2 separate regions of the Homo sapiens genome follow, and region 1 is linked to region 2. The links are chromatin loops, found by intact Hi-C in ENCODE. Cell type or tissue: IMR-90. All regions are shown on one strand.

Evidence for each region. A loop is a pair of places that touch in the nucleus more often than their neighbours do. Peaks named below come from ENCODE experiments on the same cell type or tissue, not always from the same donor. Only the 100,000 strongest peaks of a DNase experiment are listed, where the experiment ranks them.
Region 1: a loop joins it to region 2, with 4 times the contacts of the local background. A loop is called at or near these places in 6 of 110 quality-filtered maps.

What each region holds. Positions count from the first base shown.
Region 1 is chr10:9,606,467-9,611,466 of GRCh38, forward strand. All of the region lies in intron 5 of LINC02663 (long intergenic non-protein coding RNA 2663), which reads right to left. Among named protein-coding and RNA genes, the nearest start is that of LINC02663, 270 kb to the right of the region's middle. In IMR-90, a CTCF peak has its summit at 2,322; no DNase peak of the experiment used is centred here.
Region 2 is chr10:10,658,872-10,663,871 of GRCh38, forward strand. It overlaps a transcript of CELF2 not described here. Among named protein-coding and RNA genes, the nearest start is that of CELF2-DT, 200 kb to the left of the region's middle. In IMR-90, no CTCF peak of the experiment used is centred here; a DNase peak (open chromatin) is centred at 2,510; H3K27ac peaks cover 1,675 bases.

The DNA of each region.
Region 1 (5,000 bases), 1.1 Mb before region 2:
ATTCCATTCTTTTATTCTACAACATGGATGATCAGTATCTTCTTTAAACATTTTCCAAATTTCAACAAGTTGAGCTGGTTCTTACAAATAAAGCTGTAATATGCATCTTGGTACATATTTTCTTGCATATTTATGAGATAGATTACTAAAAGTATACTTGAGTTAAAATGTATATACAGTCCTCCCAAATGGTTTATATAATATATAATTCTGTCATCACTGTTTGAGATTCTTTTACTCTATATCCTCACAAACACAAGCTTTTATAAATCTATAAAAATGTTATGCCAGTAGGTAAGCAATATGTAACATCTTATTTAGTTACTGTTCTTGGACTACTGCTGTGTCGTTCTGTTGATAAGATCTTTGTATTTCTTATTCTGTGTATTCTCTGTTCATATTTCTTGACCTCGCTGCTGAGATTTTGTTTGTTTATTTTTTAGAGACAGAGTCTTGCTATGTTGCCCAGGCTGGTCTTGAACTTCTGGCCTCAAGTGATCCTCCTGCCTCGGCCTTCTAAAGTGCTGGGATTACAGGCATGAGCCACTATGCCCAGCCTTTTGAGATTTTTGAATGTGGATTTTTTAATTTGTAAATCTCATTTTTATATTTGAGACAGCAGCCTTTTGAGTAACCATGACAATAGTCTTTTCCTCTAGTACAATTTTGTTTGAACAAAGTAATTTACAAAGATCATAGACCATATAGTTTACAAATAACATGTATGGTGTGTTTTCCCAATAACATTTGCACCACATTTAGGGGCCAACTTGAAAAGGAGACCATATCGCAGGAATGTTAAGAACCCTATCTTAGGAATCAGGCAAATGTATGACACATTTCAACTTTGACATACATTAGCTGTGTAACTTAAGTAAATTATCTAAACTTTCTGATGTTCAATTTACCAGTTTTTAAAATGGAAAGAATATCTCTTTAATTTAGGTTTTTGTGAAAAATATTTTAAGTAAGAAAATGAGGTGTTCTAATATGCATTCCATGTGGGTACAGATATTTGTTTCATAATACTCAACTTTCTATAATTTCTATCCCACTTAGGTACAATGCATATAGATAGACAGATAGATAGATAGATAGATAGATAGATAGATAGATAGATAGATACACATACACACACATATATATATAAAACTGCCACAAAAATCATTACACGTGTGTCTATGTATGTGTAGGTATATATGTATACACATACATATATACACATATGTATATACATACATAATTATATGTGTATATATACACGCATATATACATACATAATATACATATGCATATACATATACATATATATTTATATATAAATATAAGTTTAAATGTATACATTTCTGTGTAATCAAGTAATCTAGAACAAATTCCTTATCAGAGATCACATTGGAATCTTGATAAAACGGGACGGAATAGCTTGAAATTAACTTTAAGCTACAAATTAAAAAATATTTATATACAGTATAAAATAGTTTTACAAACTAGTTTGATCATGGTGCATAAACTTCCAAATTATTATAGCAAAAATTTAGTACACTTGCTTCAGCAAAATTTTAAAATATATTTTCCAGTGGGGAGATATTAATGTAACTTAGTAGCTTTTATCTAATATGCAAACCCTGTGGCTCTTTGGAATATTGTGTTAAGAATTCTGAAGTCCACAGAAAAGAGAGCAGGGAGTAAGTAATGATGCTGCAGGAAGTGTGGTTTGGCAGTCACTTTTTCACGCATTTGATACTACTGAACACAAAGAAAACAACTGTGAAATTTTATTTCACAGATCATTGTTTTAACTGTATTTTTTTCCCACACAAAATTGTAAGCCTTCCATAATTGCTTAGTTAGATTAGGGGTGGCCTCTGGGGTTGGTTGTTAGCTTTTTCCACTAACTGATACTTAGCTTTGTTTTAACAAAATGTCCTCCTCCTTAACTATGTTTCATTTCAAAAGTCAACCCAGCTTAATTTTATCCTACTAGTGAAATATTGACATAAATAGGGAATACACATAATTTCCAGGGAAAGGAAACTTGTCAAATATGTTAGTATATTATGTCTGCCTCCATGATCCCAGTTCTTTCTACTTAAGATAGTCATATGTGTAAAATGTAATTAAAATTGGAGTTAAGTGAATCAATCTTTTAAAAATGAACAAAAACAATAAAAGGCTAGTTTAAACAAAAAGTCACACCTCTGAAAATAGGGGCATCAAAAAATCTATATTCCTGGTGTTCTCTATATAATACTGAATTATTTAAGCTCTTTTCTAAGAGTGTATTCCAGAGGATGAAAAAGAAGTATCTGTGTTGTGGAACATAGAGGGAGCTGTTGGCAAAGGGATAGTAAAACAATCATAAAATATACAGTGAATTTTTTTATTAAAATAGATTTTTTTAAAACCTTACTTTCAAGGCATCAATTGATAGTTAAAATGTATAATAGAATTTGATTGAAGTTAATATTTTTGGAAGAAGATTGTGGTAGAAATTATCTTTAAAAAAAAAAAAAAGATTTTCATGAAAAACAGGCCTGTTACTATTCAGAACAAGAGTACCTTGGAGAGGATGGAGGCTAATGCATTACATTTTGTTATTTTCACTTTATATTGTGTCCACTAACATGACACTGGGATTTATTTAGAGTAGTATAACTTTGCTCTATTCCTTAGATTTAAGTTATTTGCCCACTGAGAAAAATGTAAGTTGTTCTAAGGCATTTAATGTTATAATATTTGAAAGTTACAAATTAATGGGTTAAGTGATATAATACAGGGACAACGTTTGGGAAGGCTGATATCATGGTGATTCATAGCAACATAATTGCCACAAAAATTATTGCACATATAAAACAAAAAAACATTTGGTTGATGACAAGTACTGAAGGCAAACAATATACTAAAGTAATTGAACATATAATCTGAATTTGCACCACTTGGTTACTGTGAATTAACCAACATCAACAGCAACATTTCCTAAGAATATACACCATCAATTAGCATTTGAATGTGAATGGAAAAACAGATTCACACGGTAGTAGAAATACAAAAGGAATACATTTTAAAATAGTTTTTAAACCACTGTTTACTAAAAGACCTATCCAAGGCACTCTGATAAATGTTTATTCAGTGCTTGTGACCAATGCAGCAAACTCATGTTAGGAGTATTGGTTTATCATGGCAGGTTGTCAACAGCTAGGATATCATTATAAATGATCTTGTCTTTTCTGTTATAATTCAACAGAACAACTAAGAAGTATAAATGAAACTGCTCGAGGAGATGGAATTCAAAAGCGGGTTTAGCCCTGGTTTTGAGACAGTACGAAAGTTTGAAGGCGCTATTATTTAATGCGTGTTTAGTTTACTTTGGCATTTAGTCCTCAGCATAACATACTCTGTTAGCTTCTCAACTGGAACAGCCCCTTGATGTGGGCCTTACCCCTTCACTCATTAATAGAAAGTGAGTCTCTTAAGCAGCAGCATTTTGTGACCTGTGTCCCCTCGGTCACCTCTAACAAAATGGTAGGAGGGTGGTTGTGCGTTCCTGGGAGATTTCTTGTCCTCATTTCCCAGTTTATTTTCAAATCCTGGTTCTAGAATTAACACATGATTATTACCATATTCTTACATGTATGATCAAAGGTGCAGGGATTTACATACCACAATACTAAGATTTTTATTGAATTCCTATGTGGTTGGAGAAAAAACTCATTGGCAGGTAATTTTTAAAATATTGCCTGATATTTGAAAGAATGCTATCAAATATGTTTCCAAGTTCATTTATTCTCTCTCTAATATGGCTCTACAAAACTTAAAAAAAAATTATATACAATTTTCTTCTCATCCTGTTGGAAAGCACTTAGATGCAAATGGTGAAGGTATCTAGAATGAAAACCATGTTTTTAATTGCCACTAAATTGCAGACACTCTGCTTGCTGTCATAGGAAATGGTTAAAACAATGAGAAATACATTTGTCAATAAAAGATCACTCTCATTTATTTTTGATGGAATGCAAAATGTTCTAACATTAAGGAGGGGGGCTTGGCACTATGTAACACAATTACATCTACATTTACCCTTTGAGTCAGCAATACAATTTACTTTGAAAATACACATTCACTAATACAAAACTATAGATGCACAAGGTTATTTATTGCAGCAGTTTTTTGAATAGCAGTATATAAAAAATTACCTCAGTGCTCAACCGTAAAAGATGGATTGAATAAATATTATAAATATATAGAGTAATAAGCAGCTTAAAGATTGAAGAATATCCTATGAACTGAACTGATAAGAATATAGTTTTAAAAAGCAAAGCAGCCTGAAAAACGTAGGTTTAAAAAAGAGAGAAAATAAGAACTTGACTTTTTTCTCAAAAAGAAACTTATGATATAAGCCAGTAACAATTGAAAATGGGTACGTGGGGAGTGGGGAAGCTGGCAATGGTGGAGATGAATGGATAGGAGAAAGTCTTCTCTAAGTAAACCAGTAAACCTGACTATGTTATATAATGTTGGCTTGTGAACTAGGTTGTAATTGTATACATTAAAAATAAAAGCAAAAGCAAAATAAACATGAAAATCCTAAATATGGATATAAACAAAAATGAAGGAAACTTGCTTTATATGAAATTGATAATATAATCCTTGGAAAACATATGTGATTTCTGAATATAGTGCTCCAATTGTACAAATTTAGAATTAGACATAGTCTAAAGAAAAACAAAACTGAATGAAATTTTGAATGTTACTTAATAGGTTTATTATGAATGGTAGTATTAACTTGCTGTAGTATTTATGTATGCTTTTGTATAAATTTTAGAATTGAGCACCTGTATAACTATATTTACTGTTTGGAGCCAGGATTTTTGCTGTGATTAAATTAGGAGTATGGAAATAATTGGGGAGAGGGGGAGAAAACTCTTTAGTACTAGATTGGATTTGGAGGTATCAGTTTAATCTTGTGATCTTATACAGTATTTCTTAGCTCTACTAAGTTA
Region 2 (5,000 bases):
AGAATATCTAGGTCTTTTTTTAGAATTACAGAAACTACAAGTGCAATGAAAGAGCTTTCTCTTTGGTTTGAAGGGCATTTGTAACCACTTACCCAGAGTTGAACTCATAAACAGATCTGCATAACTGGGGTGGTTAAAATAATAAATGTTCACCAGAAAAATGCTTCACAATTGTTTGACCTCTGATTATTGGAAAAATCAAACAGAAGCTACCTAGACCCTTGTTGTAGAAATGCTGTTCAAATTGCTTTATTTAATACTAGCTACCTCAAGAGCCTGATAATAGTGGTTTTTGCTCCTTCGTTTTTCTTGATCCGACTAATCCCTCAATTTCATAAAGAAACAGGAGCATATTAAAGAGATGTGCCCCATGTACAAATAATTTGTCACTGTTTCCATAATGAGAGAATCTTCTTCCAGTAAGATTAGTCAGTGAATTGTTTGCTCTTTAATAAAATATTTATGTTATCAAGTCTAAAATGCCCTCAGTATTGCAATATTTAAAGGAATTTCAAAGTGAGTAATTGCCAATGAGTGTCATGTAGGTTATTTTCCTTTAGCAATTACCTATTCTGTCAAAACTCTCGAAAGCAAGAATGTCATGCTTCTCCCTCCCCTCCTCATCTTCTTGCTTCAAATCGCTCCTCTTATTATGGGGAGTGAGGAAGGAATCCATCTTGGGCATTGGTGAATTTTCTAGTTCATACCTTACCTGTCCTATTGCAATGGCATCCAAGGTTCTGGCCTCACCTCCAGTTCCCAGACCCTTCAAACCACCCTGCATACCCTAAACAGAATTGACTTCCAGACACACAGATCTCAGGTTGTCAGCATGAGGACTATTTAGTGCCTTCGGTTCCAGCTCCCTCAGTGACAGGCAAGGCATTTCCCCAGCCCTACCTGGCCTCTCCTTCATTCAACAACTGTACCCTTCAGCTACTCAGATCCACCAGAATGGCTTCAAAGAGACTTAGCAGGGTTGATTAAGGATCTGGAGATGGGGAGATTTTCTGGGATTATCCAGATGCCCTCAAGGTGATCACAGGGTTGTTGAGAGAGGCACAAGGGTCAGAGAGAGAGAGGTGGCGTGACGACAAAAGCAGAGAGTAAGTAGGAGATGTGACAATAGAAGTTCAGAGAGAGCTGAATATGCTGCTGGCTTTGAAGATAGAGAAAGGGGCCATGAGCCAAGGAAACCAGGCCTCCTCTAGAAGCAGGAAATGGCAATAAAATGGAACTTACCTTTGATTCCCCCAAAAGAATTTCATCAGGAACCTTTTCTTGCTGTTAAATTGGGTTGCTAATTGATAAACTGTTCACGGATGATCATGACTTAAATATGTCACCTTTCACAGATATAATAATAACAACAATAGCTATGTATGATGTCATAGCAACATTGCAAGGTAAGTTTTATCCCAGATTAAAAATAGTAAAGTGGAGGCTCAAAAAGGATAAGAAAATTGCCCAAGTGATAGTGTGTGTTGGAGCAAAGGTCTTAATTTTGGTTTACCTAAGTCTAGAGTGTTCACCTTTCAGCAAGCCCATGCCATCTCTGTGGCTTACTGATGCTGTGGGTGTTTATTCCAACCACCACTTACTTTAGCAAGCTTTTCCTAGCACCCCCAGATGGATTTCTCCACCCGCTCCATTCAGCAGCTGCTATGCCTAGTACAGTACTTCTCTTAGGCACTCCCAGTATTTTATTGCTGTAATGGCTACAATCAATTCCTTCACCTCATTCTTCAAGGCTGAGACAGCATTTATTTTTTTCTTTATATTCCCTAGCCTCTAATTCAGTACCTGCAATGCCATAAGCAGACTAAAATGTGTAATAGAAGAAAAATGAATGAACGATAGAACATTTTACATTTTTGCAAAGTGTCATCCAAAAGCATGACCTATATGACATTCATTTTTTAAAGGAACCTGGAGAATCAACAATCTTTCTCTATCCCTTTCTGTAATCCAAAGTAAACTTAAAGTAAATTGAACCCAAATGGAAAATTCTACAGAACGAACACACAGGGATGCTAACATATTGCCACCAATCACTGTCATCTGTGTCGGGGACTCTGAATAACTTAGTCATAGTCCCTGTTCAACACAAGTGTGTGATCAAAATAAACAAAACTCAGAAAAAGATTTTTTTTTACATCTGCCTTTTTAAAATTGAGGTATAATTTACATACAGTGAGATGCTCAGATCTTAAATGTGTTCTTCAATAAGTTTTGATGAATGCAAATCAAGACAGAATACTTCTCCAGTCCCAGAAACTCCTTCCTGCCCCTTTCCAGCCATTTCCACATCCTCTTGCAAAGTAATCACTGATTTGATTTTTATCACCATGGATTACTCGTCTACGGTAGACTTCCATTTAAATTGAATCATATAGTGTCTCCTTTTTGCATCTGGTCTCTCTCAGCAAGATATCATTGAGATTCAACTATGGTTGTGTGTATTCATAGCTCATGCTCTTTATTGCTGAGTTGGATTCGGTTTTATAAACACAGCACAGTTTATGTTTACATTCTTCTGCTGATAGACACATCTGCGTGGTTTCCAGGCTCTGGCTTGTATGAATAAAGGTGCTATGAACATTCTTGTCCAAGGCCTTTTGAAGATATATGTCCAAGGCCTTTTGAGTTCATTTATCTTGGATATATACCTAGGAGTGGAATTGCTGGCAAATGTTGTAAACACCTATCTGCATTTTTAACAAATGAGGTATATTCCTTTAACTTTTCAAATGTTAAATAGATATATAAGTGATGATAACTGTACTGTGAAAGTTAGAACATCATCATAGTAGATTTAGTTACCACGTTTCTAGGGTCACTTTCCCTTGAAGCAGAGGCTGAGACAGGAATTCTTATGCAAGGAGTGAATTGAGGGAGTGCCCCAGCAGGAACATATTAGGCAGGAAGGGAAGCAAGTGAGGTAGGGAATAGTTAAGTAAAGAGGTGGTTTCAGATGAATTTCAGCCTTATTCTCATCCCACAGAAAGTTCTAGAGCATCTCATCTCAGGTAAGAGATACAGACCTTTGTATCTAAACATCAGTCAATCATTTGTTGAGGACAGCCCTGCTCCAGGGCTATGGGGTTTGCAAGTAGAAGTAGCCTCCCAGGTACCTCTGGGATGAGGAGGCTCCTGGAGAGTTGCGGGGGGTGGAGGTCAAGGGAAAGTCCCTGGAGAGGAGAACAGCTGTGAGCCATTAACAGCCAGCACACAGCACTGGGTGCATGGGAGCACCCGCCTGGTAAAAGGGTCTGAGCGGCCTCCAACCACGTCCACTGTACCAGCTCAGCCACTAGGAGACATAAATTCTCTTCATATCACAATTTACCTGCATATGTCCAAGGTAGAACAATCCATGCAAAGAAATGCACTCAGACTTCATGTGGAAAGGTCCACCCTTCAGGGCTCAGATCCAGTGACTCCAGTAGACAGTTAGATATTTGCCCAGGCTTAAGATAAGACTAAAATGTGCATGACTTCTCAGTGAGTTAAAAACTCAGCAGCAGCTGCCACCATTGAACGTCTGCCTGGTGACTTTGCACCACAGAGACAACGCAAGCTGAGATCCTCCAGCACTGGCCTGATTCCCTGTAGTGGCTTCTCACCCTGTGTCCTGGCAGGTCAGTCACTTCCGAATACAGAGATTTGCAGGCATGGTAGGCAGATGAGGAAGCACGTGACAAAAGGGAAATTTGTGTGCCTAAGAAGTCTCATTTTGTAGTAAAAGTGACCCCCTTCTCCATGACCCTGGTCTTTGGAGCAAGTGATGTCTTTCTTTAAGGAAAATTTTAATGCTAAATTGACAAAAAAAAAAGTGCAAACAAACCAGCAATGGTGGAGGGAGAAATAGGCAAGAGCCTTGGAATCTACCAGATGATCTTTTGACATAGTAGCTTTGCTTTCTGATGTGTTAATTGGAGAGCACATTAACCACTTGCCGAAAAAGAGAAGTGTCACTACAACATCAAATGCTTCCATGGCAACTCAGTGTCAAGATGTCTTTCCATGACCCCCACAGCACTTGGCACAAACAAAGCCCCATTCCAGCTTCTTGGTCTGAACTCCACTGTTCTGAAGGGTCTTATTCACAGCAGTACAAGGAGCTATTGTTCCACTTCTAAGAAATAAGATGGTGGTGGAAAGGAGAGCTGTTATTGCAAACTCATCATACTTTATTATTTCCATCAAAGGAAGAGAGGAAGTCCTCAGGCAGGCTTAGCTGAAATATTACAGGGGCTAAGAGGTGAACGTGAAAAACCTTTCATTTTAAGCGTGCAGCAGCTGCTGTGTACACTCAAAATATTGTGAGGAGGAACTTGCCCAAGAACAACCATGAAATTGAGCAACATTTATTAATCTCTGGTTATTTCTCCGTGGTTGTTCAGAAGCAAGCGGCTACAAGTTAATATTTAGGATCGTTCAAGGGGAATTGCCTCATATGTTGCAATTCCTCCCTAGTTTCCCCCAAAGAATAAAAGCACAAGAAAAATCCAGGATATTCATACACTGATAGAGAACAAGTTTCAAGAACTCTTAACTCTTTAAATTTTGACCAGTCTCAAACTAATATGACATTGATTTTGGCTATAAAAGCTATTCAATCCATTTGAAAACAGGTTCAAAGAATGTTTATGTCAGTAGCTAAACCGAGGTGAAAACAGGAAGAAATACTGAAAGTTCACTATTTCTCACATAATGCTCAGAAGAGAGAGTAAAATTGTTTGTGGATGCTGGAAAATACAGGGTAAGATGATAAGAAATGCTTCCGTTGGCTGACCCATTGAAAAACATGTTAAGGCTGACTTTTTGTTTATAGTTATTTATCAGTGATATCAGGCTTTCATATCCCTGGCCCTGAATATCCATCCAAGATGAATCACAGCATGCAACAGAAATATTATTACATTTCTAACTCAACAGTAGCCACATGTTATGTAATTAAAGCCCAAATAGATTCTTCAGTATGTCATCGTCAGTTT